2 separate regions of the Homo sapiens genome follow, and region 1 is linked to region 2. A link is a contact called in ENCODE Hi-C or POLR2A ChIA-PET data. All regions are on one chromosome and are shown on one strand. The core of a region is the stretch at or near the end of the contact, and the rest is flanking DNA. Distances in the headings are between cores, read along the strand shown. Region 1 holds the start of OR2B2 (olfactory receptor family 2 subfamily B member 2). Region 2 holds the start of H4C11 (H4 clustered histone 11).

Region 1 (4,660 bases), core at 434-2,933, 88 kb before region 2:
CCATGGTCTGCAAATATTAAAAGGAAAATTACAGAAGTCAACAATTCATAAGTTTTAAATACATGCCATTCTGAATAGCCTGATGAAGTCTTGTGTTGTCCCACCCAGTCATGGGAATCATCCTTCTGTTTAGAGCAGGGGTGTCCAATCTTTTGGCTTCCCTGGGCCACATTGGAAGAAGAAGAATTGTCTTGGGTCTCACATAAAATACAGCAACACTAACAATAGCTGATGAGTTTTTTTTTAATCATCAGTGAATGTCATGATGTTTTAAGAAAGTTTACAAATTTGTGTTAGGCCACGTTCAAAGCCATCCTGGGCTGCGTTCAAAGCCATCCTGGGCTGCATGCAGCCCGTGGGCCTCAGGTTGGACAAGCTTGATTTAAAGCATCCACCTGCCTGTTAGTCACTGAGTAGCCATCTCGGTTATCAGATCGTCAGAACACAGAGGGGTGAGTACACTAGAATAAGGTGTTTTGAAGAGAAAAAAAGAGAGGGACACCACATTCACATAACATGTATTACAATAAATGGGGGTCTGGAGCTGTTATACTTGCTGCATTTTATTAATTATTGTTCTTAATCTCTTACTGTGCCTAATTTATAAATTAAACGTTATAGTTGTGTATGTATTAAAAAACATAGTATATATAGGGTTTGGTACTACCCACAGTTTCAGGTTTCTATCCACTGGTGGTCTTGGAATGTATCCCCCATGGATAAAGGGGGAACCACTGTATCATCTTCATTTTACAAATGAGAATTGTGGAGATCAAAGGGTTAGAAGCATTCCAATATAATGAATGTAACTAATTAGAGAGGGTAGGGATATGAGACCAGCCTGTCACCTTCAAATATCATATTACTAAGGAATCTATACAAATTCTATGAGCTTCTAGAACGAAAAGGATATGTCTCCTTAAATTGTGTCTGATAACTTACTAGATACTGTCTACATGGCTTTTTTGAGGGAAGGGGAATAATGGGAGGTGGCTTTAACTAATGTTAACTGATTTCTACAATCAGGGAATCTCGCTGGCCTTGAAGAGAAATTAGAATGAATTCAAATGACAGGAAACTGTATCTACATCTACCTCACAGTAGATATCTAGGTAGGAAGAATGAGAAAAATACATTTACAAACAGTAAAATATCAAAGGATACATTATGTGAATTTGGAAACTGAAAATATGGCTTAAGATTTTTGAAATTAGGCTGGGCACAGTGGCTCACGCCTGTAATCCCAGCACTTTGGGAGGCTGAGGTGGGCAGATCACCTGAGGTTGGGGTTTGAGACCAACCTGACCAACGTGGAGAAACCCCATCGCTACTAAAAATACAAAATTAGTCGGGGTGGTGGCACATGCCTGTGATCCCACCTACTGGGGAGGCTGAGGCAGGAGAATTGCTTGAACCTGGGAGGCGGAGGTTGCGGTGAGCCGAGATGGCGCCATTGCACTCCAGCCTGGGCAAAAGAGTGAAACTCTGCCTCAAAAAAAAAAAAAAAAAAAAAAAAAAAGATTCTTGAAATTCGATTCAATTTGCTAATATGCTGTTACAGATATATAAACACTTTTTAAATACTTGGATGGATAAATATTTATATTTTTATCAATACTTTTTTCACATTATTAATTGGATCAGTCTGTAATTTTATGTAAATTGATAGCAAAATGATTATAGCTGACAAAATCAGGAAGTGTGTTGTTAACTTCCTGACTTCTTATATTTCAGAGAACGAAGAGTTGAACCATTTAACATGAATTGGGTAAATAAGAGTGTCCCACAGGAGTTCATTCTGTTAGTTTTCTCAGATCAACCATGGCTAGAGATTCCACCCTTTGTGATGTTTCTGTTTTCCTATATCTTGACAATCTTTGGCAATCTGACAATAATTCTTGTGTCACATGTGGATTTCAAACTCCACACCCCTATGTACTTTTTTCTTAGCAATCTCTCACTCCTGGACCTTTGCTATACCACAAGTACAGTTCCACAAATGCTGGTAAACATATGCAACACCAGGAAAGTAATCAGTTATGGTGGCTGTGTGGCCCAGCTTTTCATTTTCCTGGCCTTGGGTTCCACAGAATGTCTTCTCCTGGCCGTCATGTGCTTTGATAGGTTTGTAGCTATTTGTCGGCCTCTCCATTACTCAATTATCATGCACCAGAGGCTCTGCTTCCAGTTGGCAGCTGCATCCTGGATTAGTGGCTTTAGCAATTCAGTATTACAGTCCACCTGGACACTTAAGATGCCACTGTGTGGTCACAAAGAAGTGGATCACTTCTTCTGTGAAGTCCCTGCTCTGCTCAAGTTGTCCTGTGTTGACACAACAGCAAATGAGGCTGAACTATTCTTCATCAGTGTGCTATTCCTTCTAATACCCGTGACACTCATCCTTATATCGTATGCTTTTATTGTCCAAGCAGTGTTGAGAATCCAGTCTGCTGAAGGTCAACGAAAGGCATTTGGGACATGTGGCTCCCATCTAATTGTGGTGTCACTTTTTTATGGTACAGCTATCTCCATGTACCTGCAACCACCTTCACCCAGCTCCAAAGACCGGGGAAAGATGGTTTCTCTCTTCTGTGGAATCATTGCACCCATGCTGAATCCCCTTATATATACACTTAGGAACAAAGAGGTAAAGGAAGCCTTTAAAAGGTTGGTTGCAAAGAGTCTTCTTAATCAAGAAATAAGAAATATGCAAATGATAAGCTTTGCTAAAGACACAGTGCTTACTTACCTTACTAACTTCTCCGCAAGTTGTCCTATTTTTGTCATTACTATAGAAAACTATTGTAATCTCCCTCAAAGAAAATTTCCTTGACAAAAAGCTATATTTGTTTCTGTTGCCTAAACATTTTCATTGAACAAGCCCCCAGAATTGGCCTTCCAATGCACCAAAAACTGTAATCACAACATTTTCAAGGGTTGTCACACTTTACATCAATGTTTGTACAATTCAGTGTAAACTAGACCTTTCTGATCCAGAAATCATCTCTTCAGTAATACACACACGCACACACACATACATACATACACACACACACATAGAAACAAAGATGTAAAGGGAGCTTTTGAGAGGTTGCTTGCAAGGGTGTTAATAAAAAAAAAAGGAATTCTCAAATTATAGGCCTTTTAAAGACTTCAATTTTACATAGCTTATAATTTAATTCTCTCCAAATTGCTTTATTATTACTATTCTTAGAAAAACTATTATAGTGATCTTCAAATAAAATGTCGACAGAGAACTATATCTGTTTTCTACTGCCTAAATATATTCATTGCACAAGTCTTAAGAACTGATCTTTTATGAACTCTCAAAATAGCATAGCCTTGAAATCTTTAAGGTCTCAAACATCTTAGCACTAGTCTGTATACATCGGGAAGAGACTTAGACTTCTCTGAAACCAGAATAAAAGCCAGAAACAAAACATTTTGATACATATACACATGTCCTCATCCTTACACACACACACACACACACACACACACACACAAACTCCATGGCACAAATTATTTTTCAGACAATTGTAGATCTAACAGAAGTATCCAAAACCTTGTCTTAATTTTCTCTATAAGTTTAACAGCCCTAGCTTAAATTTTAACACTATTCGCACATCAACACAATACTAAAATCCACAACAATTCTGCACTCCCCAGTTTTACTTAGATCTTCTGTTGTTTCTGTACTTCCCACTTCTAAGTTGAAGTGTCCTATTCCATCTATCAAATAAAGTTGTAGCTACATTTTAGACTGAAATCGAATGCCTGCTTTTGACCTTTTAAAATGATTCCTCTACTGTATATATTATCTCTCTCCTTTTAACCTCGAAAGCACTTATAGGGGCCGGGCGCGGTGGCTTATGCCTGTAATCCTAGCACTTTGGGAGGCCGAGGCAGGCGGATTGCCTGAGGTTAGGAGTTCAAGACCAGCCTGGGCAACAATGGTGAAACCCTGTCTCTACTAAAATACAAAAATTAGCCAGGCATGACCGCGTGCGCCTGTAGTCCCAGCTACTTGGGAGGCTGAGGCAGGAGAATCGCTTGAACCCAGGAGGCGGAGGTTGCGGTGAGCTGAGGTCACGCCATTGCACTCCAGCCTGGGCAACAGAGCGAGACTCCATCTCAAAAAAAAAAAAAAAGAAAGCACTTACAGGTTAAGTCATTAAAAAAGCACATTATATAATGATGTCCACAGCTTGTTTAATGCACATTTCTTGTACAAAAAGAAATGCTTATTAATTTCATGTTAGTTCCCTTGAGGTAGCATAGATCATAATTTCAACTTCTTCCATATGGCCTTCAGAGCCCATAAAAGTGCTAAAGAAAATAAACACTATAAGTTTGTTATTTCGTTGACTTTGTGAGTTACGCTATAATTATATTAACTGCTTCTTCATTATTATTCTTTTTCCAATTTTTTCCTTTATCAAATATGTCATAAAAGTATAAAATGCAATAACTAAGAAATACAATTAGAATGTTTTACTTGAAAACCTTACAGTAACAACATAAATTTCAGCATAATTCTAACCCAACATGGTGGATCTTAAAACTTTAACTTGCATCAGAATCATCTGTAGAGCTTTTAAAATTCAGATTGGTGGGGGTCACCTACCCCCAGACCTTCCAATGTAGTAAGTCTGGGGTG
Region 2 (4,307 bases), core at 785-3,284:
CCTGTCCGTCCCTGGGCAATGGAATGTCTCGGTATAAAACCCGATTGTACGTTCCATCTACTGAGATGGGGAAAAACCGCCTATCTCACCTATCACCGCCTATCACCACTCCCCAATCTCAAGTACCCAGGGACACAAACGCTGCGGAAGGCCGCAGGGTCCTCTGCCTAGGAAAACCAGAGACCTTTGTTCACTTGTTTATCTGCTGACCTTCCCTCCACTATTGTCCTATGACCCTGCCAAATCCCCCTCTGTGAGAAACACCCAAGAATGATCAATAAAATAAATAAATAAATAAATAAATAATTGTTTTTCATGTAAAATACAATTTTTTTCCCTTAACAAAAATTCAAATTAAAAAAAAAGTATGATTACAATTCCTTTGTGGTAATTACTTGGACTACAGAGTTTTGTACTTTTGCTTCAACTGAATCAATGCGACTATTATTGTCCTTCCAGATCTTTTGATGTCACCAATGACACATCCATCATTTTCATCATCATAACAATAAGTGACTGAACCTCACCAAAAAGAAAACAAAAAATAGCTTTTACTCACTAGATTCCATTTATGAATTTAAACTCAAATCAAGTGTCCAATGCCAGATGAATGGATAAGGAAAATGGGGCATATATACAATGAAATACTACTCAGCCTTAAAATAAATCTTGTCATTTCTTATAGATGAAACTGGAGACCATTATGCAAAGTAAAACAAACTAGGCACAGAAAAACAAAAACTGCGTGATCTCACTTACATGAGGAATCTAAAAATGTTGAACTGAGTAAAATTGTCATTGCCAGAGAACAAGGATGGAGGTAACAATGGGACTCGGGAGGTATAAATACTGGAGATCTACTTTAAAGCATGGTGATAATAGTTAATGTACTTGATACTGGAAAATTGCTGATAGGCCTTAAATGTTCTCACCACAGAAAGTGAGGTGGATGTTAAGCTCGATGTAATCATTACACAATGAATATATGTCAGATCAGATTGTACATGTAAGTTGTCATACCTTAATGAGGGTGGAGGAAAGTAAAAAATTATCTTAAAATTCTTTAAGAGGTCGCACTTTGAGAGGCCAAGGCGGGCGGATCGCGAGGTCAGGAGATCGAGACCATCCTGGCCAACATAGTGAAACCCCATCTCTACTAATACAAAAATTAGCTGGGTGTAGTGGCGCAAAACTGTAATCCCAGCTACTCGGCAGGCTGAGGCAGGAGAATCGCTTGAACCCAGGAGGCGGAAGTTGCAGTGAGCCGAGATCGCGCCGCTGCACTCCAACTCGCAGACAAAGACGAAACAAAAAAAACCCACAAATACTTGTGGATTTGGAGGCTTTTCAAAAACGATTTCCGATTACCACTGTCAAGCTCACTACGGGGGTTACATAAACGTTTCTGGTACTGCACATTCTGTGTACGAGTATTTTCTCCATTACGTAAACAAGCTTACGAATTTTGAGCAAGTTTAGACATTACATCTCGTAATTAGTCCTGCCTACAGTGACCCCGGGTGAATGGCCACACGTGTGCCGCTGTGTTCAAAAAACTGTTCCCCCCAGAACTGACTCAGAACCAAGCAAAATTCCGTACCTACCAAAACCACTCCTCAGTGTTACCACTCTTCAGCTGAGAAAGTAGGGTGGCCCTGAAAAGGGCCTTTTATTGATAGAAAGGGACGCTCAACCACCGAAACCGTAGAGGGTGCGGCCCTGGCGCTTGAGCGCGTAGACCACATCCATGGCGGTGACCGTCTTGCGCTTGGCGTGCTCTGTATAGGTCACGGCGTCCCGGATCACGTTCTCCAGGAACACCTTCAGCACCCCGCGAGTCTCCTCGTAGATGAGGCCGGAGATGCGCTTCACGCCGCCGCGGCGAGCAAGGCGCCGGATGGCCGGCTTGGTGATGCCCTGGATATTGTCGCGCAGTACTTTACGGTGGCGCTTAGCGCCGCCTTTGCCAAGACCCTTCCCGCCTTTGCCGCGGCCAGACATGACGAGCAAGAGGAGTCTCACCCAACGCTTTGTGAGGCCTCTGGCCTGAGGCAGCGCCTTTATACGACAGTTGGCGGACCGAACTGAGAACCTGAAAGAAGTCGGCGGGAAGTCCCGCCCCGGTGGGGGAGGGGAAATCTAAAGGGCCAAACCGAAATAGGGGGGAAAAAAAAGCGAGCTTCTTGTTTCCGTGTTCTGAATTTTGTAATGTGCAAAGTATTCTGTTACCACGTTATGAGGCTTTAAAAAATTGCTTTTGAACGCAGAAGATATACATCAATACTGTGGGGAATACAAAAAAGTGACCGGGCTCGGTGGCTGACGTCTGTGATCCCACCATTTTAGGAGGCCGAGATGGGAGTGTACCTGGGCGTCAGGAGTTTGAGATCTGCGTGAGCAAAATAGCGAGACCCCATCTCTACCAAGACAACAATTAAATTAAATTAAAACATTAGTCCAGCATGATAGCGCTTACACTTTAGGAGACACTCTTTTTTTTAAATATATTAAAAAAAAAAACCAGTACAGTAACAACAGCCTGTTATCCCATCTTCCCATCACACAAAGAGCTCTACTGCTAGCTAATAAGATAATTTGGTGAGCAGATAAATGCACATTTTTTCCCACAAAATGTATGCAGTATATGGCATTTTACAACTTCGCGTTGTTTTAATCAATTTCCCTTATTTAAAAAGTTTACAAAAGTGATTTTAATGTCTTTATTATTTCTTCTCCTGAATTCTGCCTGCTACAGTGTTAACCAATTCCCTAGGAATTTATTAATCAACCAGATTTTTTAAATAATTCATCTTTTCCCTGCGGATTAAGTACCACCTTTAACATTATACATACTCGGAACTATTACCAAAATTCTATTCTGTCTATAATTTAATCAAGGTGGTTTGCCAAAGGGAATCTATGTTCACGGTTAAAAGCTTAGAAAATTCACATTAGGAAAAATTTTAAAAGCAGTAATTTATATCTGCTTAATATTCCATCATAAGAATTTTCTAGGTCCACTTTCACAGTATTTCTAGTACTTAGCAATAATGTGCTAATTTTCTTTTCCTAATTTAAAGGAGAACTGTACAAAATTTACTTCCTGAGGAAAATGTAGAATTGAAGCGCTTTGTCACAAAGGATGCAGATTTTAAGGTATTTTGATAACTGTTACTACATTTTCCTCAAAAGTTTTATTCCATTCACTTTTGCCAGCAGTAACTGCTGTGTATGTTTACCAGCATTGAGTATTATGGTTTTTAAATTCTATGTTACATTCAGAATTTACTTTTAGTTTTGTTGATTGAGTCTTGAGTTAATGAACTAGTTACCCAGCAAGATTTATTGATTTGTTTATAAGTAATAAATTGTCATCTTTAATATAAGCTTGTTTAGGCCGGGCGCGCTGGCTCATGCCTGTAATCCCAGCACTTAGGGAGGCTGAGGCAGGCAGGTCACTTAAAGTCAGGACTTCGAGACCAACCTGGCCAACATGGTGAAACCCCGTCTTTACTAAAAATACAAAAATTAACTGGGCGTGGTGTCACATACCTGTAATATTAGCTACTCAGGAGGGTGAGGCAGGAGAATCTCTTGAACCTGGGAAGCGGCGCTTACATTGAGCCGAAATCACACCACAGCACTCCAGGCTAGACAACTGAGTGAGACTCCATCTCAAAAAAAAAGAAAAGAAAAGAAAAGAAAAAAACAATAAGAAACCTAAAAATTTTATTTTTTCGTGTAAAAACTGGCCACAAAGAAATTATTTGACTTACCTTGTTTGACTGTAAGTCGTAGGACCTCCGTTCCAGAGAGGGCCCTGCCCCATATACAAAAGAAATACTACACAGAGCGCCCAAGAAGAATCTAGACAGGCCTGGCTGGGTTTCCCCACTCAGTCTCTTAGCATTAGATCATACACATTATGTCCAGTCATATTTCTACATAGCTGTCCATACTTTGTTGAACCTAAGCATAAAAATGGACAATTTCCCCTGTATCTTTAGGTCTTCATTCTGAAGGCTTCTGCGTACATGTTAAATAAATGTGTATGCCTTTTCTTCTATTAATCTGCCTCTTGACAGTGATTTTCAGTGAAGCTTCAGAGTACATAGGGGAAGCTTTCCCTGTGCCCCAACAAGTTCAATCATATGGTCAATGATTCAATCAATCCTGCCTATATAATAAAACCCTCATAAAAGCTCTGGATACCAAGGTCAGGGAGTTTATTGGTTTGTGAACACATAGATATCCTAGGGAGGTGACTCCTGGTTCCACATAGAGATGGCACAGAAGCTTTGCTTTCA

Evidence for each region. Hi-C counts contacts between places; a loop is a spot of excess contacts on that map. ChIA-PET counts read pairs that join two places held with the same protein, here RNA polymerase II (POLR2A). Pooled maps may share reads with other maps.
Region 1: POLR2A ChIA-PET joins it to region 2 with 12 read pairs in PC-9. The contact joins the promoter of OR2B2 here to the promoter of H4C11 in region 2. A Hi-C loop is called at or near these places in 2 of 168 maps with a recorded cell type or tissue (ascending aorta and gastrocnemius medialis) and 7 of 50 pooled maps. POLR2A ChIA-PET finds 5 or more read pairs at or near these places in 20 of 52 experiments (A549, AG04450, CD4-positive, alpha-beta T cell and 15 more).

The regions. Positions count from the first base shown.
Region 1 is chr6:27,909,419-27,914,078 of GRCh38, reverse strand. It overlaps OR2B2 (olfactory receptor family 2 subfamily B member 2), which reads left to right and starts at 1,683. Exons shown (of 1, transcript NM_033057.2): 1 at 1,683-2,894. The coding sequence starts at 1,760. The coding sequence ends at 2,833.
Region 2 is chr6:27,821,819-27,826,125 of GRCh38, reverse strand. It overlaps H4C11 (H4 clustered histone 11), which reads right to left and starts at 2,034. Exons shown (of 1, transcript NM_021968.4): 1 at 1,646-2,034. The coding sequence starts at 2,001. The coding sequence ends at 1,690. RefSeq lists enhancers at 1-597, 1,240-1,881, 2,175-2,314.